Regions from separate parts of the Homo sapiens genome. Here region 1 is linked to region 2. A link is an interaction called in ENCODE POLR2A ChIA-PET data of the cell type or tissue named here. Cell type or tissue: HepG2. All regions are shown on one strand. Links, peaks and the distances in the headings refer to the core of each region. The heading gives the core; the rest is flanking DNA. Region 1 overlaps USP2 (ubiquitin specific peptidase 2). Region 2 holds the start of LOC124902773 (a long non-coding RNA gene).

Evidence for each region. Peaks named below come from ENCODE experiments on the same cell type or tissue, not always from the same donor. Only the 100,000 strongest peaks of a DNase experiment are listed, where the experiment ranks them.
Region 1: POLR2A ChIA-PET joins it to region 2 with 7 read pairs; 1 of 35 experiments calls an interaction of 5 or more read pairs at or near these places.

Annotation. Positions count from the first base shown.
Region 1 is chr11:119,366,254-119,371,619 of GRCh38, forward strand. All of the region lies in intron 2 of USP2 (ubiquitin specific peptidase 2), which reads right to left. Among named protein-coding and RNA genes, the nearest start is that of USP2, 13 kb to the right of the region's middle. RefSeq lists enhancers at 2,172-2,316, 2,188-3,118 and a cis regulatory region at 2,238-2,251. In HepG2, for the core only: no CTCF peak of the experiment used is centred there; DNase peaks (open chromatin) are centred at 2,278, 3,458 and 4,398; H3K4me3 peaks cover 800 bases.
Region 2 is chr11:120,182,560-120,187,925 of GRCh38, forward strand. LOC124902773 (a long non-coding RNA gene) reads right to left here and starts at 3,039. Exons shown (of 2, transcript XR_007062923.1): 1 at 2,691-3,039. LOC105369530 (a long non-coding RNA gene) reads left to right here and starts at 3,634. Exons shown (of 3, transcript XR_948101.2): 1 at 3,634-5,366. In HepG2, for the core only: a CTCF peak has its summit at 463 (motif pointing left); DNase peaks (open chromatin) are centred at 462, 2,702, 3,012 and 4,332; H3K4me3 peaks cover 1,725 bases.

The DNA.
Region 1 (5,366 bases), core at 304-5,303, 820 kb before region 2:
GGACTGCAAAGTTAATAAATGACAATGTGGGGCTTTGTCTTACAGCAAAACCCATGCTTTTAACAGGAAATTCTGGGATGTACTTCCTGCTCTCTGCCAATTACCTACTTGTAAATTCTGCCTAAAATTTGCATCTTCCAAAAGCCTTCCCTAATTAACTCCACCCATCTCTAAACTCTCCATTACTGCATATCGTCAGTCTATGCGCATTCAGTTTGCATGGTGTTAATCTATCTTAATATGTTTATCTTTGCTTTATAAGTGTTTCAAAGAGTCCTATAAATGGTCTTGTGTGTGGCTTGTCTTGGTTTTGCCAGCACACTGAAACCTCCTCAAGGGCAGGGTTGTGGGTTCTCTTGGTGGGTTCTTAATAAATGGTGTTGATCTTGTCTCTAAAGAGGGCCAGACCAGGCTCTGCTAGGAATCCTGGGAGTCACACTAAGCCTCAGAGGGTGGGGTGTGAGTCTGCTTTTGCATGTTGAACACATGTGCTGCTGGGCTTGGGGGGACCTGCCCAAGAGGTGCTCACCCACTATAGCATTTGGCCTGTTTCCCCATGACTTAGACACAGTGATGTAAGCACTCCCACCCAGGACATCTGGGTGTTCTGCCAGCTTGCTCTCCCTCTTCCCTGGGATTTAGGAGGTTAGAGGGGTTGCCAGGAGCAGGGAGGGCCAGATGCAGAAAGCTTTAGCGTGGGAGCACTTTGAGAAGTCTGGGGTTGGGGGAAAGAATTCACACAGAGTCCAGTCTAGTCAAGCAGGTCCGACTGCTGCAGGACACGGCCACAAAGGACCTTGGCTCATCTCTCGGCCAGCCAGGTCTCTGTGAGACCCTTTCTCTTCACTGCCATTCTCGGAGTGGGATGGATACAAAGGATAGAGGCTTCTGGCATCTGAATCTGGCTCTGGCTCAGTGACTCTCTGTGCTTCAAATACACAAAGCTAAACTGAGCTGGGCTCATTCCTGCATCCTGACTGCCGTTCCTCAGAACCTGGGCTTGGCCTGCTTCCCTATAGGATAAGTAATTTTTGTCACCTTAAATCCTTCCTGGCATGAGATGGAGTGATATAAATGAAAGTTAGGGCTAGCTCTATGAGGGCGGGGACTGAGAGTATTCTGCTTCTCTCAGATCTGCGTGGGCAGCTTAGGCCAGGGTTTGGTGACACTGCTGGGGCTAAGGCAGATGTCTTAAAGCCTGGCTCCCAGCATGTGCCTGCGATTACCACCGCAAATGGACAGACCGGTGGCCTGATTGATTGATGGATGAAAAGGTAGGGGCTCTGAGTCCTTGTTAGGGGTTGGGCTTTTGCCCCACAGTGCACCTTGGGGAGAGAGGGTCAGCCCATCCTCCCCACTCTCTGTAGGAAGGTCTGCTTCCCTGCATGACGTGGACCCCAAGAGGCCAAAAGCTCTGTGCACCTTTGAGCCCAGGCAGTCTGGCCTGAACCAGCTGGATTCCAGAGGCCCACACACCTCCTTCTTTTGCATGTGTCTCCGTCTGGGGCGCTAGTTTTATGTACGTATTGAGGTGAGAGAGTACAAGGGGCCACGTGTGCAGCTTTGGGCTCTGAACATGATGTTCATTTCTGCAGCTGGTGGTCAGTGGAGCGGCTCCCCCAGGGGCAAGGAACATTTTGCCAGGCTTGGATTAACTTCTGCATTGCTGAGCCCCACCCCAGCACCACATTAACTCATGAAGACATCCTGGAGTGGGGGTGGAGGAGGAGGCGGGAGGATGGTGCTGGGCACCGATTGAGAAATTGAGCCTGGATAAGGCAGTACCAAGGCTAACGGCCAGGATACAGCCCACAGCCGGTCTGCAAGGGATGGAGACATCAGTGTCTTGCTGATTCTAGTCACAAACCGCAAACCCACTGCCCTTTCCTTCGCAGCAGCTAGTACAGCTCCTGGCCAAGGGGCCCCTCTGGCTTAAGGTCCTTTAGTGACCTTCTCATGCTGCCAACACAGATTCATGACCTCAGGAAGTTCAACCTCCTTAGGGTGGCTTAGTGATCCCGGGGTGGGAGTAGGTAAGGACAGACCCCAGGATCTCAGGCTGCCAAGCTAGACAAACAAGGCAGCAGGGATACAGGCCAGTGTGGCTGCGTGAACGGAGCGAGAACATGAGGGACGAGAGGCGAGTTGTACTTCTCACCTAGGAGCTCCAGGACAGCCCCTGCTATCCGCAATTTGTTCTCTTTGGAGTAACCTCCGCTCACTGCAGGGCAGCATTCAAGTCCAAAGTCCCACCCCAGGGAAAAATCACATGACCTCAGCTTATATAATCTCCCTGTCACTGAACAGCTGGAACCCAAGGCTTCGGAAGATGAGTCAGCAGCCCCAGTGGCAAATAGGACCCAGGTATTCAGTTTCCCAGACCTTTTGCTCCTAGAAACAGGTCCTAGAGCGGAGGGCAAGGGTGTGGAAGAGACTGGGTGGGTGAGAATAGGCTGGGCCAGACTCTGAGCCTCAGCCCTGGCTCTGCCTCCGAGTTGCAGGTGCCCAGCTTGCTGACTGTGCTCTGGAGGGCCCTGGGCCAACCCCTGGATCTTCTTGGGGAGAGGAGAGGGTGGCCTGGGCAGGGTGGGGCAAGGGCTGGGCAGAGGCCAGCGGGCAGAATGCCAGGGCTAGGGAGGAGCAGCTGGAGGGGTGGAGCTGAGGGGGATTAGGAAGGATTGTAGGGGTTAAAGCGCAGCCCTGGCAGGGCTCAATGGGAACAGCTCGTCCTTCCATAGACCCCGGGAACAGGAGAAGTGGGGCAGAGTAGGGAGATGACAGGGTTGGGACTGGGGCTCCTGGGTCTCTGCAGGGCTGAGCCACCTGAGCTGGCTTGGAGTCCCCACTTGGGTTAGTGAACACTTTTTTTCCACCATCACTGTTCCTCCTCTCTGCATTTTAAGCAGAAGGTGAAGTCTCAGGGGAGGCCCTCATTATACAAGTGCTGAGCTGCGCCCCCCTGGCCTGGCATTTTGTTGGTGCTTACACAAGCATGGGGAGGGGATAATTCTGAATTTATGTGGCGCCCCCTGCCACCCGCCCCTGCCCCCCGCCAGCTCTGTGCTCATGCTCAGCTGAGTCTGTGATATTCAAAGTTCGTGTTGCCTATTACTGTTAATGAGGGAAAGAAGTCTGGCTAGAACTGTTCTCCCTGGTCACAGCCTGCTGTTGACCTCCCTTAATGAATGCCAGCTGTAGCTCCAGTCAGCTATCCTGAGAATCCCCTGGGACACAGGATGTACTTTTTTTTACCTCTGTTTCTCCCACGGGGTTGGTGGGGAGGGGGCTTCCTACTCTAGTCAGCTGCCAAACGCCCCCTTTCTATGATCTCTTTTCCCCCCTTAAGTTTAAATGACCTCTTCTGCAGCATTTTATTGATTTCACATTCCTCCACCTTCATTATTTGCTTTGAGCCTCATGGCATGCTTGAGAGGTGGGCAGGGCGGGCGTGATTGTTCCCTTTTATAGTCTAGGAAATACAGCCCAGCTGATAGGTGTCCAAGGTTAGAGAGGCCAACTGTTCCTTCCACTGGTCACGAGCAGCCCGTCCCAGCCTCAGATGACCTCTCCCTTTCCGTCCACCTGTGACACTCAAGAACACCCAGGGCTGCCTCCCATTGTACCTATTTAAGAACTTCTTCTTGGCCAGGCGTGGTGGCTCACACCTGTAATCTCAGCGCTTTGGGAGGCCGAGGCGGGTGGATCACCTGAGGTCAGTTCAAGACCAGCCTGGCCAACATGGTGAAACCCCGTCTCTACTAAAAATACAAAATTAGCCTGGTGTGGTGGTACACGCCTGTAGTCCTAGCTACTTGGGAGGCTGACACAGGAGAATCACTTGAACCTGGGAGGTGGAGGTTGTAGTGAGCCGAGATCGCACCACTGCACTCCAACCTGAGTGAGACAGAGCGAGACTCCATCTCCAAAAAAACAAAACAAAACAAACTTATTTCCCTAAGTGAATTGTGAAGGCACTGAAGGCAGGGACTGTTGCTCGCACACATCTCTTGCCTGCCAAAGCACCAGAAGGGTACAACAACGAGGACTAACATTTACTAAGCAACATGCCAGGCACTTTCACATACATTATCTTTTCATTCCTCAAGTAATCTGTGAAGTGGGAACTATGATCACTCATCTTACAGAGGAGGACACAAGTTCAGAAGCTAAGGGACCTATCTGAGGTCACGCTGCTAGTAAGCTGAGCACCACAAATGAGTGCCTCAGAAGGCAAGATCCCCAGATGGAGATCTAGAAAGAAACTGGACCCAGTTTTAGAAAGAAGTGGTCCAGGCCGCACGAGCAGGGTTGTTCTCACCTCAGCAAGACGCACTCTGCTCCAGGAAATGACGATAAGGGGTGGAGAGATCAGGGTGAGGTTAAATAAAGGTCTTGTACTATTGACCCTGGAGAGGCCTCTGCTGGTTGGCAGTATCTTCTGGGGCATGAGCTCAGAATGAAACACTAGCTCAACTGCAGGGCATTCCCGGCTAAAGTGCCTTATGAGTTGCTTCTGGATGAGGGTGGCTGAGTTTGTCCCAGGGCAATCTGCCACTTCTTTGAGGTCCTCTCTCAAAATTCCCTTCACCTTGGCCCTGGAGCCGGGGGGAGGAGCCAGGGTTGTCCCTTCTGGAGAGTTGGAGGGCGGCAGACTCCCAGGAGGGTTGGGCCATGCCTGTGTGGGGAGGAGGCAGATTCCCAGTGGAATCTGATCCCCAGTAAAGGGGAATACTGCTGTCATGATTGGGGCTGAGGGTGGGTCTGTAGTTTAGTCTGCGCTGAGGTTTTCCATCTCAGCATGCCTAGAGATCACCCAAAGAGCTTGTGGAAAGAGCAGCTTCCCAGGCCCCATCCCGAGAGAGTTTGCTTCAGTGGGTTTGGATGAATCGTTAAGCCCTGCAGTGACTCTGACACAGGCAGTCTGCAGACCCCACTTTAAGGAGCACTGCTGACCATGAAACAACCCTTCTCTTCTGAGCAAGGGGAGGGAGCCCCGCAGAGGCTTCTAGGACCCGAGCCCCTCCGAGGAGAGCCATATTCTAATTGCCCTGGGGTTGAACAGCACCAGCCGAGTCCAAGTGAGTCCTGCTCCACTCCAAGCCCAGCACGCAGCACCCTGAGAGCTGATACTTCCCCACCATGCCAGCTCTGTTGTGACACATCTCTCTTCTCCACTCCTTTCTACAGTGGATCCAGCCCTGCCTTGTCAAGTTCTGAATGTTCTGGGAGGCACCAGCGTTTCTATCTCCTGTGCCACTTCACAGATGGCACAACAAAGCCAAGACTCCCTAAGTCATATTATCAAAGTTGCTCTCTCAAGACCTTTAGTTATGCAAGCTTCAAGGTCCTGCCCCTATTCCTGAACC
Region 2 (5,366 bases), core at 82-5,081:
GCTCCTCCTGGCACTGGTCCTTCCTGGGGCCCTCGGCTCCAGCTTGTTAGTTTTAACTGGAACAATTTCCTTTGAACTCAGTTTGAATGAGCATCACCATGGCGATGGATCAGGGTTTTCACAAGTCGACCTGGTCTTCACCCCTTAAGCAATTAGTTCGAAGGAGAAAAGGAGAAAGAGGAGGAGGGAAGAGGGGAGGTGGGGGAGAAAATGGAAAGGAAGGGAAGGGGAGAGGAGGAAGAGGAGGAAAACTGGAGAAAGAGAAGTAATGAGGAAGGAGAAGAGGACGACACAGGAAAGATGAGGAGGAGGAGGAGGAGGAAGGTAAGGAGGCTGGGGAGGATGTGGCAGGAGGAGGGAGAAGGTAGGAAGTAGAGGAGAACCATTCTGCCAGGCTAAGCCCAGGGGCCTAGAGTACTCCAGAGGCCCTTGACCTTCCCAGCCTTTCCCACAGCCCCACCTACTGGGAGAAGCCAGAGAAGCAAAGGAACCAGATCTTTGACCTGCAGCCTGAGAGGAAGGACACTGTTCCAACTTTCTGCAGGGTCACCCAGGAGCCTGCTCATGAGCAGTCAGCACCCAGGCGACAAGCCCACCTTCATTCAGCCTCTTTCTCCTGCAAGACCAGGCTAGGAGGACACAAGAGCAGGGGCTTCGAGTCTGAGAACTGAGGAGAGGTGGCGGGTCCCCTAGGTACTTGCCCTAGAACCTTGGGCAAGCCAGCAGCCTCTGTCAAATGGCAAGGATGGCTCCTCTTCCTTGGGTTCAGGGAAGGAGTGTCAAGTGAGAAGGCTGGTTGCTCACAGGGGTTCTGTGCACTCCGAGAGCCCTGGCACAGACTCCACATGGTCTCCAGGGGCTCACTGCTTGCCTGCTTGTCAGCTCTCTCACTTGGCTGGGAGCTTCAGGGAGGCAGTGACTAGGTCTTCATCATCGTTGAATTTCTAGACACTAGCACAATGCCTGGCATGTTACATAGGCAATAAGTATTTTTCTGATGAATTAATGATTGATGAATTATTGTTATTTTTCCCAAAAATGGGTGGCAAGACTGGGGAAAGGAGACTAGCAAGCCTGAACCCACTAGAATTTGATAGAGATGAGATCTCCCTTTCTTCAGGACTCAGTATGTCCCCATGTCCTCCAAGAGGCCCTCCTGGATTTGCCACCCCGCGCCCCACCTCCCCAGACCCTTCACTCTAGAGCCCCACTGTGTTCCATGGCCCCTGCCATCATCCCCATCATCATGCAGTATAATCATTGATTCGCTCATCCATTTCCCCAGCTAGGTCAGCTCCATGAGAGAGGGACTATATCTGGTTCCCCAGGTCCTTGCACACTCCAGGCACGGAGCTGATGCTCTAACCATGTTTGTAAATACACGGACCTGAGTATTCCAGCCAGGGCCAGGTGTCAGGCTTTCTGAGGCCAGTAAAGGCAGTGCCTGGGGGAAACAAGCCTGTGAATGGAGGGCTCACCACACAGCATGCCAAGTGGAAAACAGGCCGGGAGAGGATGGGGGCTCCGGAGAGCTATCACTGATATCTACTCTACAAATGACTGAGGAGGAGAGGTGTTTCCTAGGCCGCCAGCCAGAACTCTGGCTATGAGATATGCCGAAAAGATTTAGGTTAGAAATCAGAATGACAGCCGGGCATGGTGGCTCATGCCTATAATCTCAGCACTTTGGGAGGCTGAGGCAGAAGGATCACCTGAGGTCAGGATTTTGAGACCAGCCTGGCCAACATGGTGAAACCCTGTCTCTATTAAAAATACAAAAATTAGCTGGGCATGGTGGCAGGCACCTGTGTCGTCACTATCTCCATCTGTCTTCAGAACCGTCCTGCTTCTCCCTCTCTGTCCCCACTTCTTACCCTTTGGCTCCTGTCTGTTTCTCCTTTCGCTCTTGTAACCTCCCTTCCCAGCCCTCACCACTGCTCCAGCCTCTTTTCCCAAGTCCTGCCTTGGCCTCTCTGCCTCTCCCTCCCTCCCCTTTCCTCCTCTGCTGCTCATTATAAAAAATAAATATTTCTAAATACGCCAAAAATGCACTCATCCCCCAAGGACCCCTGTCTAGCACAAAGGGCTGGTTCTTTCTGGCTGCTCCCTGTGGCCTCCTTCTTGCCCACTGCCTTTGAATCGTGGCCTCATTCACATGACTGGAAGGGCTAACAGGGCATTTTCCCACGTGTCCGGGTGGGGAGGAGGACAGGGTCGGGGTGGTAAGTTGGATGAAGGAGGGTGGAGACAGGCAGCTGAGAATCTTCCCAAAATTTGGCTCATCCTCAGGGGAAACAAACTGCTTACTTGATATCATGACTAACTCCTTGGAACCTACAGGATCCATTAGCGATGCGGGAAAGATTCGGGTTAGAAATCAGAATGACCATGCAAACCATGAGGACAGCCACCATGTGGAATGTTTGGTCCCCATGGCACAAAGATTTGGGCTTCTTCCTGGGATGAGTTGGGATCCCTTTGGCATGGAGGCAGAGGGGGGGCTCCGTGATTCCTGGGAGACCCTCTGGATGTGAGCACCTCTGAGATTCTGGAGGGAGCCCAGGGCTCCCTGTGCTCTGTCCTCCCACCCCACACCCCACCCTATGCTCTCTGCTCTCTGGTCAAGTCCCTGGTCCGCGGGAGCACTGACCTAGAGTGTGGAAGCTCCTCCCCTTGAAAGCTGGGCTGACCTTGCTTCAGCTGAGTCCAGGAGAAAACACACATCTGACACACCCCAGGGCTGGGGGAAGGGAGGCAGGAGCAGAGGAGGGGAGCATCCAAGGTCCTGAAGTTCCAGAAGGAGTCCAGCCTTCTCACAGAGCCTGAAGCATAGGCATGGGCAGAGCGGGTGCCGGACCTCCAAATGGCTCTCCCTCTGCACTGTGGAATCACTCCCGCAGGAGGCAGGTGGTGGGAGAAGGCCTTGGCCTCAGCATTCCCCTGCCCTTGTGTCCTCCTGTTCTGAATTTCCTAATCTCTTTCCTGCATGTCCCCTCAACAACCTCCCCTCCCCTCCCTTCCCCACCCCACACCACAGCAGCTGGGCTGCTGGAAGTCGGGAGTGTTTATGAGTTAATCAAAAACTCCTGTACTTTGCTCTTGAATTGAGGCCATCATTCCTTTGTCCCAGGGCAATGGGGTCAGTTTGATCTCTCCTGGCTTAAATAGTGTGTAGCAAAGTAAAAGGGAAAAGTGGGGGAAGGAGAAGGGAATTTAAATTTATCAAGGGCCCCCTGCTAAACATCACGCCCTGGGCTGGGTGCTCTGCAGAGACCAAGCTCACAGCCGTGCTAGTAGCTGGGTGTTTCCATGTTACATTGAGGAAACCAAGTTGCAAAGACTTAAAGAAACCTGCCTCAGATCTCATAAATATGAAGGAAAGTGCTTTGAGGCTTCCAGTAGAGTTTGGAGGGTGTTCCTAACCCAAGATTGGGTTAAAAAATTCCATGATTGTCCACAGAATATGGACAGAAAGCTGAGAATAGCTGTGATGTTCCAGCTTGGAAAGAAGTGGGGGGTGGGAAGGGCTGAGAGGAGGCAGGGGCTGCATGCAGACTGGGCTCCTATCCAGAGGAAGAGCCCCAAGGGGGATTGGGAAGGCTTGTGAGGTTGGAAATTATGGATGGAGGGGGCTAAAGAGGAGGCCTAGAACTCCCCACTCCAAGAGCCCTGGAGAATCCCGGTCTGGCCTGAGAAGATCAGGAGTTTGGGATAAATTGCTAGAGAGGCCTTGTCCTCATGTGGGCCAAGTAAGCCCTTAAAATGGGTGCCCAGCAAAGCAAGGGGGTCTGAGGTGGCCCAGCTCTGTCCCTGCTCCCCACAGACACCTGCTACCCTGGGCATCCTACAGCTGCACTCAATCTGCCCCTCCTTCCTTCCTAGGCCTTAGGAAATATCTGTTCATTTTGTTTCTTTCCACTTTCTCTCTCCCCTTCTTCCTGTCTCCCTTCATCTGCCTGCTCCTCCCCAATCTGTCCTGAAGAGTACATTTCTTTCCCCATCAGGGAGCCTTGTGGGAATCTGGGGGGCCTGGGGCTGAGGAAGAAGAGACTTCAGATCCAAGAGCAGCCCTGAAGGATTGAGGGAGGCAGAAGGGGTGTCAGCCACTGGGCAGAGGAGTTCCTGGCAGCAGGGAGGGCCATGAGATAATTAGCCCTAGAGCTTTCTAGGCCTCTGGAAAGATGTGGGGTACAGGAACAGAAGGGAAGGAAGAGGCAGGTCAGGACTGGGGGAACTCAGGTTCCCTGGCCTGCCTGACAGAGACAGCACATGGTAGAGTTGAGAGGGGAGCCAGGGTCAGGGACAGGGCAGGCAATGGGAAAGAACAGGGACATTCCCAGGCTCAGGAGTCCCCAGGTCTCCCAGGGGAGGGTAGTCCTCGCCTGAGGTTAGGTGGCGGGCCCCGACTGGCTGGGAGTGGGTTTCTGTACGTGGCTGGAGGTGAATCACACCTTCTGTGTGGGTTGCATGTTTATATGTGGGTGTGCCGAGTCAGCATGCGTTGTCCTGCGTGTCTGCTGGTGTATGTAGGTGTTACTGGTGGGTGACAGGTCAAGGGTGTGCCCTGGTGAAGCGGGAGGGTGCCTGTGTGTGTCTGTGGGCCTCTAGACCTGAGGAACCATGCTTGAGTTTGTTCTCAGAATGTGCTGGCATATCTGTGTGCCACGTGTCCCTTTCTCTGTCTCTGTGTGTCCTACTGAAATCGGCTGTGTGCAGGAGTGTGTCTGCGTATGTGGGTGTGTTTGTGCAGGGGCCAGGGAAGGGTTATTCATAGAAGCAAGAACTGACTCTGGTGGGACACTCGTGCAGAGATGGGGAGGCACGTTGGGTGGGTAGGTGGGGGGCAGGCACTGTGTACACCAACGTGCTCCGAATTCCAGCAAACTCCAGTGCCTGAGTTTCCAGCTGTCCCAGCTCAACTGTGCACAGATGTGTGCCGCTTTGCTACAGCCATAAACAGACCTCCCAGGATTTTTCCAGAGGAAACGCAGAAATATTTTGGTGTCTGCTCTTGGTAGTAGGAAAGAGAGTGGGGATGAGGCTTGAGGCTAGGGCTTCGAAACAGAGGGACCACAGTCAGAGGGGAGCTGAAGAGGCAACAGCATCCCCCACAGGCCAGCAGGGTGGGGGAAGAGCTGTGATGGCTTCCAGTTGTGGGGTCCTCTCTAAGGCCCCAGCTAGCAGCTGGAAAGTGAAGTCCCAGTTGCCAGTGTAGGGGCAAAGAAGGAAAGCTTCCCCCTTCACCCTCTGAAGGTTTGCAGAAAGTGAGCTGACAAAAAGCAGATCAATAGAAAAAAGAGGTAAACGGATGTTATTTAACATGCATAGCACAGGGGTATGGCGGGAGAATGATTACCCGATAACCC